Linked DNA regions of Mus musculus: region 2 is linked to region 1. The links are chromatin loops, found by intact Hi-C in ENCODE. Cell type or tissue: left cerebral cortex. All regions are shown on one strand. Each heading gives the region's core, and the rest is flanking DNA. Links, peaks and the distances in the headings are about the cores only. Region 1 has its middle 130 kb from the start of Dthd1. Region 2 has its middle 120 kb from the start of Gm30837.

Evidence for each region. Hi-C counts contacts between places; a loop is a spot of excess contacts. Peaks named below come from ENCODE experiments on the same cell type or tissue, not always from the same donor. Only the 100,000 strongest peaks of a DNase experiment are listed, where the experiment ranks them.
Region 2: a loop joins it to region 1, with 7 times the contacts of the local background. A loop is called at or near these places in 3 of 42 quality-filtered maps.

What each region holds. Positions count from the first base shown.
Region 1 is chr5:62,935,133-62,944,383 of GRCm38, reverse strand. No RefSeq gene overlaps it. Among named protein-coding and RNA genes, the nearest start is that of Dthd1, 130 kb to the right of the region's middle. In left cerebral cortex, for the core only: a CTCF peak has its summit at 5,163 (motif pointing left); DNase peaks (open chromatin) are centred at 2,953 and 5,122.
Region 2 is chr5:63,496,100-63,505,350 of GRCm38, reverse strand. No RefSeq gene overlaps it. Among named protein-coding and RNA genes, the nearest start is that of Gm30837, 120 kb to the left of the region's middle. In left cerebral cortex, for the core only: no CTCF peak of the experiment used is centred there; DNase peaks (open chromatin) are centred at 1,731, 2,081, 3,617 and 6,176; H3K27ac peaks cover 3,502 bases.

The DNA.
Region 1 (9,251 bases), core at 660-8,659:
AAAGTGCTTCTGAAGGGAACTGACCTCCTGGTATTTATTCATGGTGGCTTCAAGTTTGCTTATTTAACTCATGATTCACAGGAACAACTGGCTTATTTTGGTAAATTTAACAAACAATAAATAAACCAAGTATAGAAAAGCATAAACTACATTTAGTTCTTTAAAATTCTGCCATCAGTCTATATGTAACTAATAGCTTGGTGGCTGTGCATGCAAATATTCACATGTTAAAATATGGAATATATGCATTGTTTTTATATATTACTCTATTTTATCACTTTATTAAAATGTTACATATCTCATTTCCTGTACATATAAATGTGTATTATTCTTCCTTATTGATGCAAACTAATCATTATGCAGCTATATATGTAGCTTGATTTTTTTCCCCAGCTGCTTTAGAAAATATATTATTCTGATCTACAGAAACATCTGTAAAATGTTTCCATCACCAAGAAAAATAAAGAAGCTACAAAAAAAACCCTATAGTCATAGTGTAGTATCCTGTTGGTTCTGGTTTAGCATATACATAGGCAACACCAAAGAAACAGTGTAGATCAACTTGTCAAAATATTATGTAGACTACTGTTGTGGGATATCGATGTTCCTCAGATCCTCTGGAGTCTCAAACGTACCAGCTGGCCTTCCCATCCACTCCCAGTAGCATTAGACACTTGCTTTTCTCCTCACTGACTGCATACCTGTATCTAGTATTACAGATATTACTGATATCCACTGATACTTTGTTCCTTGAAGGTACAATGGGTAAAACACCTGAGTGTACAAAGATCTGATCTTGCTCCACTAGCCACCTGTAGTGCCCCCATATCTCTGTATTTATTGAGTGTCCCTATCTGTAGACATGTGTCTCACTTTTCAGCATAGTGACTTGAACCCACAGGCATCTGCCTGATCTCCTCCTTGTCTGTTACTGGACTCTCAGCTTAGCTAAGGCCTGTGGCTTCTCTTCCCACATTTATGGCTTCAATGAATCTCTGTTAAGAACTACAACTAAAGTTTAACAGTGTTATACTTAAATCATTGCATGTTAGAGACAATATCTATCTAAGCAACAACAAGCATCATGGGGAGATAGAGCAGCTGGTCACCTTAAGGGGCAAGCTGACCACTTGAAGTGAAAGGAACCTGGTCAGCATAATTGGTTCTTCTTAGTGGTATTAGATTTGTTCATTTGTTTGCCTTCCCTTAATGAACAGTTTCAGAGTTGCCCACCTAGAATGAGAAAATAAAAAATAATTGGGATATTGAGTGTTTTAACAAAATGGTAGTATTGTAAAGTCAGAAGTGTGCAGACAGGGTGAGTGAGGAAAATGACTGTATAGCTCTCCAATGTTTCCCTTGCCTCAAATATAACTTCTAACTAAATCTGCATACAACTCAATTGTATCACATTAATAAATGTTCTGTTGCCTGCAGTGGACTTACTTCTGAGACCTTCTAAAAGAATAGAACTCTAATCAACAACAAAGTAATAAAGATACTCTGAAATGAAGGAGACCAATCACAAGCAAATAACATAAACACGAGAAGAGATAAAAATAAGCAAGCATACACTGAGTGAGGAACACCCTCACCACCTTGACAATGTAGGTTCTCAAGACTACCAGACTATCTCCCCAAACAGCTAGAAGTTTCCTAATAATAACTCTGACCCGTCAGATGGGCACAATTATGTGTGTATATTTCAATACACAGTTAAGTCTGTGTACTAAGAAAGAGTGCCTTTGTATCATACAATGCTTCCCTGTGCATTCTATGTATTCATCCAGTTTCATACATACATTTCCCTTTTCTTTAACTATAAAAGTTAACATTAAGTTGATATTTGCATGGATGATTTAGTTTGCAGTTTAAATTCATTAGCAATTTTCATGTTAGCTTTATAGATTAGGTATTATTTACTAAATTATTAAAAGGAGAGGGTCTTTGAGGTTAAAGTATTTTTCAATATCATCTGGCTAATAAGTAGTAAGTAATAAAAAATTCCTTTTTTGTTCTAAACATGACTCATAATAAAATGTTCCAAATAAATAAAATTAGTTATTTTAATAAAAAAAAAAAGAGCTTGCAACCCAGCCACTCTAAGTTTTCTTCCTTTCCGTGTGTTCAGACTTTACCAAGATAAACTAGGATGAAATCTGTGATCACCTGGTGGGTATTAGGTAGACGTGACATGAGTGGTGTGTGATGCAGTTAAGGTAACTGGATGAAAGGCTTCTGAAAGGATATAGTCAGTATTGACAGAGATGTGAGAATTCACAGGTCAGAGCATCCTCCTGTGTGCACAGTACATAGATAAAATCCTGTGTATCTGTGTCATGCAATGAGATTCTACAGGTATCATTAGCTATCACATGCACAAATAATATCTGATTATGTTATATAATCCTCATAAAATTATGTTGCTACCAAACTATAAAAAATTAGTGTGATATGAACAATATATCAGAAATAATTTAAAGAAAATGAATAATGCCCGTGTATACCACTCTGAAAGAATATTTTAATGAAAGTAAAATGATGTTATTTTTACCTCCTCTCCTCCAACCCTTCCCATGAACCCCCTCCTTTGCTTTCTCTCAGATTAATGGTTTCTGTATGCTTTAATTTTTAAAAAGAAAATAAAGAAATTACCACAAATATCCTGAGAGAAATGAAGGAAAGGATGACGACATCTTTATTTTAATTAAATAAAACTTAATATAAAGCAAAGGAGGGGATAAGATAAAAAAGATAGAGGAGAGAAAATATGATGGTATGGGGAAATATTCATCAGGATATTGAAGAATGAAGTTGAAGAAAACTGTCAGAAAGTAGAGCCAAGGCTGATGAGATAAAAAGAAGATAACGAGAGAACAAATCCAGAAAAATCTTTCACAGTGGTGCCAGAAATAAAGAACAGGGGAGAAGAAAAAAAATACAGAGAACATGAAGTCATCAAAAGAGTTTCAGGATTTTTTCCAAGAACCAAAGAACATGAAATTTTAGTTTCACAGAGCCCATAAAATTGTCCATAAAAATGGAAGAAAAACAGATTTAACCCAAAGTGCCTATAAAAATGGAAGAAACAGTTCTCAAGAGAAAGTTTTATAAGCTGAAACAAAGAGAAAGTGGGAAAGAGGGAGAAAGGAGAGAGGGAGAGACAGACAGTGGCTGCACACACCCACTCAAAGACCTTAATGATCTGTAGTGACATTTTCAGGTATATAACACATTCAAGGCTGACCATTCTTGAGAATAAGAAGTAAAACCCTCCAAGTCAATAAATGGAAGAGGAGATACTGAAAAGCTGAAAAAAATTCAGGATGGTGAGGGAATTGAGCAGCCATGTTGACAATGGTAATCCCTGCTGCCACCGCAGGTGAGTACAGACCAATGCGTAGTCTTCAGAAGTGATAGGTGAAAGGCACTAAATATAAGGAACACTTGATGCATCTGGATATACTTAAAATGTCTTGCTAAGCTATAGGAAATCTCTGTTTCAGGATATTGATGTTTGACATCCAAGTGTTCGGAAGTAAAGACTTTAGATTAAAACTTAAAGCTACTTTTTTGTATGACTTGACATAGATCATGGTACAAGAAATAATAGAGAATGATACACTAAAAATGTCCTGGGACTACCAAACAATGGCATAAAGAATGACATGGAGCAACATGTATTTTATTCTGAAACAATATGATAACTTTCAAAACTTAAATTCATTTTGATGTATCATCTCTGTTAAGAAACCCAAAGGAACTTTCTCCATATCTGAGTAAAGTTCAAGTGTGCCAAGCATGGTTTCGGTGATGTTATTACTGTTTAGAATAGAGAAAAGACTGACAGAAAAGGCAAATAAATTTTGAGTAACCACAAGTGGGGCTCAGTGATGGAGTGCACACGTTGATCATACAGAAGACCCAAGTTCAGATCTCAGCCCTCATATCAGGCAGCTCAGAACCATGTGTGACTCTAAATTGTGGAAGATCTTGCACCTTTATCTGGCCTCCACAGGTACGGCACACATGTGATACAAATAGGCTTGCACACATATACATAACTAAAAATAAATGTTTATAATTAAAAAGAAAAGGTCAGCTGCCTTGGGGCTAGAGAGATGACACAATGGTTAAGAATGCTTACTGCTCTTCCAGAGGACCCAGGTCAGCTTTCAGATCCTGTGTCAGACAGTTCACAACCACCAGTCAGTACAGTTGCCTGTAGAAGGTAGAAAAGTGTTGAATCCTCTATGGCAGTAGTAACTTTCCATACAGTCTCACAGAGTGCATGGGCATGCACGCACATACACAAACACACACACACACACACACACACACACACACACACACACACACAGAGAGAGAGAGACGGAGGGAGAGAGAGAGAAAATGACAAAACTAAATCTTTTTTAAGAAGATTATCTACAAAGCAGAACAAATTGTTCAGTGGTACTAATTATATAGCAATTATCCATTAAAAATATTTCATAACACTGATATTTTCCAATTAAAGATAAAATAAGACAGTCAGGTGTCTTTCAGAACTAGTACAATGATGAATTTTTTTTAACCAGGAAGACACATGATAATTTGTTCCAAATAATAGCAAAATTTGTGCATAAACATATCTAATAAAAGCAACTATATGGTGGCACATTTCTTTTTATAGAAACAGGTCACAATTTTGTTAGCCTAAAAATATGTACCTTTTATACTTAGCCCAGGTCAGTGTTTTAGAATGTTATATGTTTGTCACAAAAGCACTCAAATTTCACAATTGTCATCCAAACTTTCTACTGAGATAAACCATGCAGATTATCAGGAAATACAAGTTTTTATGTTATCATAAACCTGTAAGCTGCCGTTCTAAGTTCTCTGAGTAATCAAAGAACAAATGCATAAAGGAAGTCAAATGTCTTCCTTATATACTACTTCTGGAGCGAAAGAAGAAAGACAAGGGTGAAATGCCATGTTTTCAAACGATAACACTTCTTCAAATTTGAGAAGTGCTAATTTGTCTTTCATACAAAGAACACGTTAAAACAACCACCACGACAGACAGATATCACACACTTTCTGTTCCAACGCAACAATAAAACTTGGTCAAGTGCAGAAATTCTATTTCTGAGTTCTAGAGTGCCCCCATGTGGAAGTAAGCAAGTATCACTCTCTTACAGTATGAGTCGTCTATTTGCTTGGTCTCACACCTGCTACATAGAGGGTGCTAAAGATTTCTTAGTTTTGTTTTATTTTATTTTATTTTATTTTATTTTATTTTATTTTTTATTTTATTCATTCTTCTCCCATATACTACATCCTGACCACAGCTTTCCTCTAACCACATTTCTCAGTCCCTCTGCTCCACCTGCCCTCTCACCTAGGTCCACTCCTCCTCCTTTCCCATTCAGAAAAGAACAGGCATTCAAAGGATATCAACCAAACACAACATATCAAGTTAAATAAGACTAAGAACATATCTGCATTTCAAAGCTGGAGAGGGCAACCCAGAAGGAAAATAGGGGTCCCAAGAGCAGGCATAAGAGTCAGAGATACTTATACTGTCAGGAATGGCACAAAAACACCAAGCTACACACCATGATGTACACAATGCCAACCTAGCTCAGCCCCTACAGGTTCTTGTGACTTCAGTCTATGTGAGCCTCTGTGAGCCCTGCTAAGGGTTCTGTAGGCCATGCTCTTGTGGTCTCCTCAAGCCCTCTGGGTCCTTCAATCCTTCCTTGCCCTCTTATCCTAGTTCTGCCTAATGTTTAGTCTCTAATGTGGGTCTCTGAGATTTGCTTCCATCATTTGCTGGATGAAGCCTTTCTGATGAAGATTGGGCCAGGCACTAATGTATGAGTATAGCAAAATTAATATGAGAAATCATTTCAGTGATTTTTTTTGTGACAGTCATGTTTGGTTTTATCCTGGATCTCTGGGCTCTCCAGCCTCTGTTTTCTTGCTCTCTAGGTACCACCAGGTGTAAGCTCCTAGTGACGGCATGGGCCTCAAGTTGGAACAATCAATGGTTGGCTATTCCTACAAGTTCTGTGCCACCATAACATTACTCTAGCACATTTGGCAGGCAGAGCTGATTGTAGGTCGGAGGTTTTGTGACTGGGCTGGTGTCCCAATCCAACCACTGGAATCCTTGCCAGGATACAGGAGATGGGAGGTTCAGGCTCTGTATCCCCCATTCCAGGAAGTTTCTACAGCACAAGGTTTCCACATCATCCCCCAAAATGCCCAGTTCCAGTTGTCTCTCCCAGTCCTCTCCCTCCACACCTTATCCCTCCTGTTCAGATTCCTGCTAGTCCCCAGTTCACTTGTGAAATCTATTCTATTTCCCCTTCCCAGGGAGATCCATGCACTTCCACCTTGAGTGCTTCTTGTTACTTAGCCTCTCTGAGTCTGTGGATTGTAGCTTGACTATCTTTCACTTAACTGCTGGTATCCCCTAAAGTCCCTGAAATGACCCTAGCAGGGACAACTGGTAATGGAGGATACAGAGCCTCTGTAAGCTGGCAAGGCTTCTGGTGGTGGGACTGGGACACCAAGCTAGTCACAAAGTCTCTGACCTTCAATTGGCCCTGTCTGTCAACTGTGCTATGGTAATGGTGGCACGGAACATGTGGGAGTAACCAAGAAATGTCTGGTCCAATTTGAGTGGGTACATGCCAGGTTTGTTTTCCTGGGTCTGGGATATCTCACTCAGGATGATTTTTGTGCATAGATTCTGTTGGGTTTGTTCACTGACAACTTCATACACATATACAGTTCTTTCTTTTTTATTTATTCGCACCTCCCTCTCTGATTTGTGTTACACATTCAATAAACTCTCATTAAACTCCTCCTACAGGTTACTGTCCCACCTTCAGGCCTCTTTCTTTTGTGACCCACAACTACTAACCAGAGTCATCTATGTAATCATGAATTAACTATTAATGAAACAGTCCATTATTTTCATTATAATAAAATATTATCAGTTTGTCATGCTTTCTGTTTCATTTGATTAAATTATTAATTGACAGGTACTGACAATAGGAATAAAATGAGCACTGTATCCTAATCTTTGCCATCATTTCTGTTACAAAGCAGATACTTTAGTTTCTCATTAGTTGCTGTGGTAAAATAACCAGACAAAGTCAACCTAAAAGACAGAGGGATTTTGTAAACTCAGCATTCTAGGTTACAGTCCATGATTGTGGGGGAAGTCACAGCATCAGGAGCCAGTTATGTTTCTCCCAGAGTGAAGAAGCAAAGAGCAAAGGATAAATGGATGTTTGCTACTCAGCTCCTCTTCTTCACTGACACAGTCCAGAATCCAAACAGGGAAATGCTATCACCAATAGTGATTGCTCATGCTGATCAGGCATTCAATATTAGCAGAGGTTGTCTAAGACAGAAAGTCTACTAAGATTTCTCTTCAAGACAAAGAGAGAGGGGGGCTGAGAGAAAAGAAGAGAGAGGACGTATTATGAAGAAACAGAATTTCTAATTTGGCGGAATAGGATGTTTGGTAAATTATCTTCCCCACTCTTATATAGCTGAAATTGCATAAAATGTTTAGGACTGCTAAGAATCAATGAATGGCAATGAGCTAAAACATCTTTTTCATGGTTGTCAATAAACCATGCTTAAGTATGCATTCTGGTATTCATAGCAATAATTAACAATAGCACTGTACCAAACTAAAATTTCACACACTAGTACAAATTTTTAAAGTTTGTTAATCCTAATATATTTGCTCAAGTTTTTATCAGATATTATTTTAATATTTAACACATAAATATTTTGACTATTTTATGTCACTAAATGCAGTAAAAAGAACTAAACTTGTTTCCAGTAGTAAAAGTTAAGATCAGCAAACTCCAGCTTTTCTTGTTTCTCAGGAGTCTATTGCCACTGAAATGAGTTAAATCAAGGACAATTTTAACTAGAATCTCACAACTCTCATTAAACTTATTCATGAAGAGAAGAAAAAGGCTAAGCTATTTAATATCGAGAATTGAAAGTACGTATCTCATGAGAAATTATGTTTTATACTTATTACTTTACCAAAATTATTAATACTTAGTTTAAATGAATGTGGTACAGATTGAGAATTGAATAATAAGGAAAAAGAAGTTTGTCCATTATAATAATATAATAACAAATTCTTACAGTTTTACTTTTTCTGCTCTACAATATGTTCCCTAGTTAATTTATAATTATTACACAAATAATGAAATAAAATTATATTCAACAAACTAAGGCCATTGTTGTTGCTTTTATAAAACATTTAACAAAAATATGTTTTATAAATTCTCATATTAATCTGCCAATCCTAGATGTGTATAGATGTGTATAGTATACCATTAGTTGTGGTATTTTCTAGTTATTTCCACAAGAATATAAAATCAAGTTATTTCCAAATGAGTTCTCTATTTATATACATAAAGATAGTAAATTCAATTATTCTGTGTTTGCTTAAAAAAATAAATCTTGTTAATAATTAAAGACATTTTTAGGAAAAATGTATATATGTACATTTAAATATGTACTCTATAAAAATACTAGTTGGCATAATCAATATAGGAATCCAATTCATGTCCTACCATGTCTATCTCAAAATGCAGGTACAAGGAAGTTTATCTGTGGAAGTCGTGAAGTTGTTGGTTTTTGCATCATCAACCAAAGATATGACTCTAGTGGAAACAAGCCTTAGATGGTTCATTGCCCATTCTCCCTTTGTGTAGGTTCTGGTCCTCAGTCTGGTGGCCACATCTTCATCTTAGTTTACTATGTCATTAGATGAATACAAACATGAATACAGTCACTCTTCTTCACTTCACAAGGTTCTACTGACCTTCACGAATAGTCAGAGTTGATTTTCTTATTTTGTCTGGGGAGAGAACCCTCTGTCTCCTTCCTCGTAACTCTTAAATCAGTGATGAGTGCTCTGTGCAAGTTACTAGGCCTCGGGGCTCTGTGAGGCCCACTGCTTCTTTTTCCTAATTCTCCAAGGATCACTGTACTCTACTTTACCTTCCTTTCACTATCCCTGGAAATTTCATTTATTAGTACATAGGTCCCACATGAAAGAGGTATACCTTCCCATTCCAGGAAGAATCCATCAAGCAGTACGATTGTGTACCACCAGTGTCTCCTCCATGGTCCTATTACTTCTCTCAAAGCTGATGTCTTTGCTTATTCGTCTGCATTATAAAACACCGAAGAAACCCACAGAGATAAGGAACAACACACGC
Region 2 (9,251 bases), core at 330-8,329, 560 kb before region 1:
GTGTCTTTCATCTGCATGTGATGACTGGGAGCACTCACACTGACATCTCTGGAGGAATGTGAAGTATACTTCTCCGCATCAACTCTGAACTACTCTGAGAGATGCAGGAGGCAGGGGCGGGGGGAATACAAAGGTAGAACACAGTTCAAGTGATACACATCTCTACTTGGGTATTTGTGGATGCAAACTCTTCTCTAAATTGAGTTTCAAGAGGATATTTGTTATGGTTTGAATGTGAAGTATGCTCCATCGGCTCCTGTGTTGGACACTTGATCACTATCTGGTGTTAATGTTTTGATAGACTTAACACTTCAAGAGAAGGTGACTTAACTGAATGAAGGTGGAGATAGGAGGGTTCCTGAAGTGTCTGCTATCCTAGCTAGTCATTAAACTCTAGGTTCAGTAAGTGATGCTATTTTAAAAATAAGATAGAAAGTGACTGAGAGAGACATCTCCCACTGACCTTTGGACACACACACCTGTGCCCACACACTTCTGTGCACACAAAGAATATCCTTCAGCATTTGTTTCTGTAGCAGTTATGTTTTGCTGAAAGACATGGGCCCAAGCAACCATGGACCACACCCTCTAATTCTGTGAGGAAAACAATTCCTCCTTTGTTAAAAAAAATAAAAATTTTAAAGTTTCTTAGTTTTAATAATGTTTGTTTTATTTTTCAGAAAATAAATGTGTGTCATATTCCCTTTTCAGGTACCACCACCACCCATGGAAAGCCCATCTGTTCAGATTACAAGTTCTTGTTAGGAGAGCAGGCTGCTTATGAAAAAATAGTATTGAAGCATCTAAACTCTACAGCTTTATAAGCAGTCCATTATAAATACACAAAGCAATTGTTGGTCTTATTTCTTTCATCATCTTGATTTGTGTGATGATCAATATTAATGACTGAAATAAGAATTACCAATGTTGAAAGTATAAATTATTAGGGTCTTTCTCTCCATATTTATACATAAATAAGAGAAAAATTATTTATCAGTGTTATGATCACTCAAGAAATCTTTTACTGGACATACCTGTGGTCAAGTCATCATAAAGGCCGTGGGACATGATACAAGTTTCCTCAACCCTTTATTACAGATGAATTAAGACATTCATTGTCTTCTATTTACTAGTCTTTGACTTTTAAAGAGCATGTTTTTGACTTTTGGATATTACCTGTTGCAAATGTTTTAGTTAATTTCTCATCTCATTTAACTCATAGGCTAATGACCATCTTCAAATCAAATACAAATTTCTTACAGACTGACATAATATTAACTTCCATTGTTTGACAGCTGCGATGTCTGTAATAGGATGCTGCTTATCCTGGTCTTCGTGCGCTCCCCTATTTTACTATCTTTCTCTCTACAACCTTTACTGTTTTCAACAAAGTGCTTTATAAGATCCCAATCTCCTAGAAATTCCCATGAGGTCTTTTCAATGAGTTTTCTTTTTAACCCGAACACTGAAATCCTCTCCTATGTAGTACAAATCTTTCTTCATTTCCTGACAGTTGCTTCAAAAGGTGTTTCATTTATCCTTTTTTTTTTTTTTTTTTTTTTTTTTTTAGAAACTAGTAAACCTCCTTACACTCAGATTGCCATCTTGTTCTGAGCTTTTAATACTTTCTTCAAGGCGTGTTACTAAGGCGGCAGGGGACGGCTCCCCGCATGTAAAGATATTCACAGCTTGAGTGGGCTATGAAAGCCATCACCTTGGGCAGCACAGACGCAGTGTGAAAGGAAGAACACTAAATATATGCCCCGTTCCTGTTCATAGACTATAGCTGCTTTCACCTCTTTAGCTCCTCAGACTTGAAGATTGCTACCAAAATAAACTCCCAAAGAAGTCAGAGCCCTTTTCTAATTTGTCTAGTAAATATAGAAAGGTAATTAAATTGAGGCCCCTCAAATTTAGACTCTGTGGTCTTGTTTTTTACCATTAGCAACAGAAACACTGTAAAAAAAGAAAGTAAAATCCAAAAGTTTGTACTTAATCTTCCACTGCTAAATTTAAAAAGCTTTGTGTGGCACGGACGTGAAGTATGCCTATGTATTCGCGAGATATTTTCAGCAGAAAGGCCAGCCATCTGCCCATTCTGTGTCTCTCAGTCTTCATGTTATTCTTTGTCCTACGCTTAGTGGCTCGTCCTTCTAGCTTTAAAGCAATAAGAAAAGTTGAAGCAGACAAATACATGCTAGCAAGTTTATTTGCTCTGAGAAGCTACGCATGTACTATACTTGTGAAAGTGTTGGTATATTAATGTGGACACATAGAAAAAGGGACCCACTAACTATTGATGTAGTTAACTGCCAGTGGGGAGGGGAATGGTTTGAGGCAGATGAAGATGTGAACACAGACTTTCATGGGCACATTTTATTTTTTACATTGTGTTAAAATATTCCTTTTCTTTTTTTTTTTTCTACTTTTTTTCATACACTATCTGCTGACCAAATTCTTTCCCCTCCTCTAACTTCTTCCAGGTCCTCCTCACCTCTCTCTACCCACCCAACATTTGTTCTTTCTCTCTTTCAAACCCCCAGGGCAACCAACCAACCAACCAACCAACCAACCAACCAACCAACCAATCAACCACCACCACCACAACAACAAAAGTCAAACAAGCAAAAAACAAACAAACAACCCCCCCAAAACCCACTAGAACAAAAGTAGTAAAACAAAATGCTTTACACACACACACACACCACCACCACCACCACCACCACCACCAATAACAAAAACAACAACCACATAGTCTGTTTTGTGTTTGCCAACTAACTACGCCTAGGCCCAGGGCCTGTCCTGGAATATGGCTCATAATGACACTTGGTTAGAGAAAACTGATTTTCCCTTTCCCATTAGGCATCAATTTTAAACAGCTCTCTGGCTAGTAGTGGGATTTTGTGTACACTCTGCCTTCTAAGTAATGGGATTTTTGTCAGTTTGAAACTATGTGGGTCTTCTACATGGTTTCACAGTTTCTGTGAGTTTATATGTGTCTATGCAAGTCTTCTGCATGGTATCATAGCCTCTGTGAGTTTATATATTATTATGTATTATCTTGGAGTTACCTACCACTACATTTTCCTCTTAAAATTGTTCCATCTCCTTATCTTCAGAAATATCTGAGCCTTGAGGGGTGGGGTTTGATAAAGACATCCTTTACTTGTGTGGACATTTCCTTCCCCACACTCTCTCCTTCTTTCTTTTCTTTTACAGAATTGTAGATACTTTAAAGCTATTGCTTGTTTTAAAGTATAATTTTGAAACATAGATAAAATTCTAGCTCTTTCTCATTTATGTAGAGTCACAATTTTCAATGAGAGAAGAGCAAACCACACGACTTACAAATGAGTGGAAGAATAGAAAACAGCCATTGTTTGGCTTCAAACCTTTTTCTTTTCAGTATGGGAGAAATCAGAACTGGAATGCACAGGAGAAGTAAGATTTCAGATTTATTCAGCTAAGTGTGAACTACCTTTTTAAAGCACCATTAATTTAGGGAATGAGAGAAACAGATCCACAGCACAAAAAGAGTAGCAGGGAAGGCTTTTGTTGTAGGAAGGGAGACTATTATCATGCTGGGCTCTCATGGATGTGGCAGAATAGCGGACAGCTTACAAAAATACAAGAATTTAGGTACTTGATATGAATCCACAGGAAGGCTTGTGGTGGCAGAGGCTGGTTTTAAAGACACGTCCACTTAACAAAGATGCAGTGACTGCTAATTGACTGAGAGCTGAAATCTTCCCTTAGTGAAAACAAACCTGTCCAAGCAAACATTGGCCTTTCTCCAAAGCAAAAAATTACCACAGATTTAGTACTGAAACAAAGAAGAACCCATAACCAGGATTCACTTTTTACTGGAGAACTTCATTGTGGCCACCTCAGCAATAATGCGGCAGTAATTAGATTCTCCAAAGATTCCGTGTAACCTAGTTAAATTCTCAGCTCCTCCTAGCATGTGACGTTGAAATCTCACAGGGAGAACTGTGCTACTTTTTAATAAAAACTATCTGGACAGCAGTTAAGTGGAGCATTAACCTGTTTTGGGGAAAAATAAACCTGCTGACACTGTCATGTCTTTGGAAATGAAGTGGCTAGAAGGAAAATAAAAGTGATATTTCTAAATTTGGGGAGTGAAGGAAGATATATTAAGGAGCCAAGTAGTTACCCATTGTGTGTATGTGTGTGTGTGTGTGTGTGTGTGTGTGTGTGTGTGCGCGTGCGTGCGTGCGTGCGTGTGTGTGTTAAGTGGCACCCATTATAGGCAAATTATTAGGTGTTAGATTTGAGGGTATATGAATACTGAAAGGTGAATGCTTTGCTTTAAAAATATTTATAGTCATATAGGAAAACTTTTAATATCTCTCATATGGTTAAAGTATTTTATATAGTTCTGTAAATTTGACATGGCAACTTAATATATTTTGGAAAATGGAAAAATAAAATTATTAATCCAATCACTCATATATGCCCACTACTAATACTTTTGGTGTACTTTCTTAGTCTTTTCTCCCCTGGTGTGTAGCTTTTCTGCTTGGAATCAACCCATTTTTTCTACTGTATAAAATCCTGGGAGTAGATATTCTAGATGAGAGGGTATAGACATTTTTAAGAGTCTTGAAACATATTAATAGTATTGATTTTGAGAGAGGTCAAACTCAATACACTTGGCTGCATTCAATGTAGATCTTTAAAAAGTGCTCATTAGCTAAAGAATACAATCTCATCATCTTATTTTTTTGTTTCTTCAGTACTTTCAGTGAGGATATTTATTGGGAAATTATGCATAAGGTACTATCTTGGCACTATCTTGACTTTAGTGTCAATATGACTCTTTGGCATTAAGGACCTCAAAATAGAGGCCACATTCCCATAGGAGGAAGCTGGAAGGGAAGCATTATGATAATGGCCAGTGACGTACTTACATGACAGAAGAAAAAGGGATGGAATAACAGTAAATAGAAAGTTGTAAACATTCTTAAATTTGAATACTATTAAGTGGTTATTTGAGTGAGAATGGCCCCATAGATATAAATGTTTGATGACATGATCCTCAGTTGGTAGAATTTTTTTTTTGAGAAGAATTAGTATGTGTGGCCTTGTTGGAGGTATGTCTCTGGTGGGTTCAAAAGCCTCTTTAAAATAATTTTGTGGTTTAAAGACATTCAAAGCAAGTTCAGGCTCTCGCCCTTCTGCCTCCTGCTTGTGAGACGTGAGCTCTCAGCTGTTCTGTTGCCAACACTGTTGCTCTGCCATCCTTGATTCTAATCCTCCAAACTGTAAGCCCAATTATGGATTTTCTTTTATAAATTTCCTCAGTTATAGTGTTTTATGACAGTGATAGAAAGAAAGCTAATACAAACTCGATGGGAAAAAGTTATTTTCATTTTATTGATCAGGGAACATTTTAAGGAGACCATGGTGTCCTGTGTGAACGACACATTGAATAAGCAGTAAAGAGTACATTAGAATGCCTGGCTGCCCCACTTAAGAGCTCTTGCCCTGGCCACCATCGAACAGAACTTTGCTCAGAAAAAAACATTTATTTCATCCCTTCGTTGGCTTCACTGAGAATCTTGGATCTATTCTTAGTTTGTAGATCAATTTGACTGTCTAGTCCTATTTCTGCTCAGATAGAACAAGGTACCATGAGAATTCAAAATTCCATGTGGATGGGACAAAGCTACCATCAGATTCAACCTGCCCCTTTTCAGATGGAATGCTGCAGGTCAGAGAGAAAAGCATCACAGTCATTTGTGGTGGACTCTGCATTAGAACTCCTGTTCCCCGATTCTTGAAGCCTACTCTAGTGTGCTTCCTCCATATACTACTTTCTTTGCTGTTTTAACCTTTGCTTTTAGCAACGTTAGAGGTTTATGTTTCATTTTCCTAAAAAAAAAAAAAAATAGGAGTCTGTGTGTGCTTTTGTTCAGGTTTCTGTTCTCTGTTGAAGGAACCATGCAGGGATATTTAGATAGTCTGCTCTTCTCTTTCCAACAAGGGAGGCAAATGGAAATACTGAACATTTGAGTGCCTACTCACTATCTTCCAGACACTTGGATACTTTACACCCTGCAATTCTCATAACAGCTCGTTGATGTAGCTATTATAATCTCCAAGGCACAGATGGGAACATGGGGAGAGATGCACAGGGAATTTAAAGAACTTGCTTAAGTTAAATTGCCCAGATTCTAAATGGAAGTAGGAAGACTGAAACCCAAGTATGTCTGACACCAAGGCCCATGCCCTGCCCACTGCACCTCACAGATTACAATTCCCCATGGAGGGGTGATGTGACTACCATCTGGTTAGGAATACTTCTGCTTCATTTCTTGTTATGGTAGGACTCAAGTGTTTGCCTTCACTATCTTCAGCTCCTAAGATAGGGAACTGACTTAGTTGTTGGAATGAATCTTGGAATTTCTTGCCTGCAGCTCAGGAAGAAACAGAACAGAGTTGTGTTTAAGGATGGATTTAACCCAATTCAAACAACTTTTTAAATACTTAGGAGGTATGTCACCTCGAGAGATATCTTTAAATTCATCATTCTTCAGTTTTTTTCATCTGGAAAAGGGACTTAATAACAGTGTATTCCCAATGGAAATGTTATGAACAAAATGAAATTATATGTGTAAGTCACTCAGCACAATACCTAAAATAATTTTATTTACTTCACAGCATAGAATAGCTTGTTCTGTTCCTCTATGGATAATAAAATGGTAACTGGCATTTGTTACAGGGAGGACCAACAGCATGAAAAACTATGAAGAGGGCTTTGGTCTCTCTTGATACATTAGTCAGATGTTTCTATCGCTGTGGACAAAACCCCAAGAGAGACAACCTAAGGAGTAGGGGCTTTGTTTAACTCAGAGGGGCAGAAATTCAAGTCCATAGTTCCCAGGTTTTGGAGTCTGGGCTTTAGGCATGTAGAAAAGACAACATGGTCACGAGAACATGTGACAGTCAGTGGCCAGCCTGGGCTGACTAGTAAATTCCAGATCAATTTGGGCTCCAGACTGAGACTGTTTCTCAATACAATCACATATACAATCTAACATATAAATAAATGACAAAGAATGAGACAGAAGCAACTCAGCTTTGGTGGACAGGAAGCAGATAGACAAGCGGAGAGAAGACACGCAAGATATAGTATTAACACATGCCTACTTATATATTTCATACAGCCTTTCCTCCTAAAGTTTCCAGAATCTCCTAAAATAACACCATCAGCTGGGGACCAGGTCTTAAAACTCAAGTCTTGGATAAAGAGTTCCCACCCAAGCCATCACAGGTGTCTTCCTAAACACACAGCTGTTTGGATGGTTCAGGCTTCCCAATTGTGACTCACAAATGTTTGCTGTAGTGGAATTCATTGATGATAATGTGCCAATGCAAGAGTTAATGTGCCATAAGCCATTTAGAAAGTGTAAAAAGATGGAAACTAATGCCTATGAGGGCATATACTGGGATGCAGCCATGGAGAAAGAAAGAAAAAAATAGGAAGCAGGGATTAAGCAGGAGAGTGAGAGACCATGCAAGCTCACCAGGAAGAAGACCAAAAGCTGCTAGGCTGATTTAAATGTGGTACATCTATAATTTCTACTTTAACAATGAAAAGTTGTGAGGTCTTTGAGAGGTATTTGGGGCCATGGGGGCTCTGACCTAGTGAAAGATTAATGCAGATACTGAAAGAATATGTTAGTTTTCCAGAGAACCAGGTGGGCCTGCAACTAACCTCTTCTGATCTGAACCACTTGTGGTTGAATTTTTATTGACTTACTTTATAACCCAAATGGGATCAATTTTCAGATTACAGATTTCAAGAGCAATCTATAATCTACAGCATGGCAGAATTCTTTGTGTTTCCTTAAACATTTTCTCTAAATTATCTGTGTCAGAATAATCCAACAAAATATCATCCATGTAATGATAAATAATAGATTGAGGAAATTGTCTACAAATTATTTCTAGTGGTTGTTGCACAAAATATTAACATAAAGTTGGAGTATTTAGCATCCCTTGTGGGAGAACATTTTTATGGGAAAGCAAACCTTTCCCTATCCTGCTCATACAAGGGTATACTAAAAAGGAAATCTTTTAAATCAGTTATTATCAAAGGCTATGCCTTAGGTAGTAAAGAAGGTAAAGGAATTCTAGGCTGCAATGAATCCATTGGTTGAATTATATTCACCACTCTTACATCTGTTAGCATTCCCCATTTTCTTGATTCTTTCTTTCTTGATTTCTTTGTTTCTTGATTTATTTTTTTCTTGATTTCTTCCATTCTTTTTTTAAATTTTTTATTAGATATTTTCTTTATATACATTTCAAATTTCAAATGCTATCCCAAAAGTTCCCCATAACCCCACCCAATCCCCTACCCACCCACTCCCACTTCTTGGCTCTGGAGTTCCCCTGTACTGGGGCATATAAAGTTTGCAAGACCACGGGGCCTCTCTTTCCACTCATGGCCAACTAGACCATATTCTGATACATATGCAGCTAGAGACACAAGCTCCGGGGTTACTGGTTAGTTCATATTGTTGTTCCACCTATAGGGTTGCAGATCCCTTTAGCTCCTTGGTTACTTTCTCTAGCTCCTCCATTGGGGGCCCTGTGATCCATCCAAGAGCTGACTGTGAGCATCCACTTCTGTGTTTGCTAGGCCCCGGCATAGTCTCACAAGAGACAGCTATATCTGGGTCCTTTCAGCAAAATCTTGCTAGTGTATGCAATGGTGTCAGCGTTTGGAGGCTGATTATGGGATGAATCCCTGGGTAGGACAGTCTCTAGATGGTCCATCCTTTTGTCTCAGCTTCAAACTATGTCTCTGTAACTCCTTCCATGGGTGTTTTGTTCCCGTTTCTAAGAAGGGGCAGATTGTCCACACTTTGGTCTTCGTTCTTCTTGAGTTTCATGTGTTTTGCAAATTGTATCTTGTATCTTGGGTATTCTAAGTTCCTGGGCTAATATCAACTTATCAGTGAGGACTTATCATGTGAGCTGTATCTTGTATCTTGGGTATTCTAAGTTTCTGGGCTAATATCCACTTATCAGTGAGTACATATAATGTGAGTTCTTTTGTGATTGGGTTACCTCACTCAGGATGATGCCCTCCAGGTCCATCCATTTGCCTAGGAATTTCATAAATTCATTCTTTTTAATAGCTGTGTAATACTTCATTGTGTAAATGTACCACATTTTCTGTATCCATTCCTCTGTTGAGGGACATCTGGGTTTTTTCC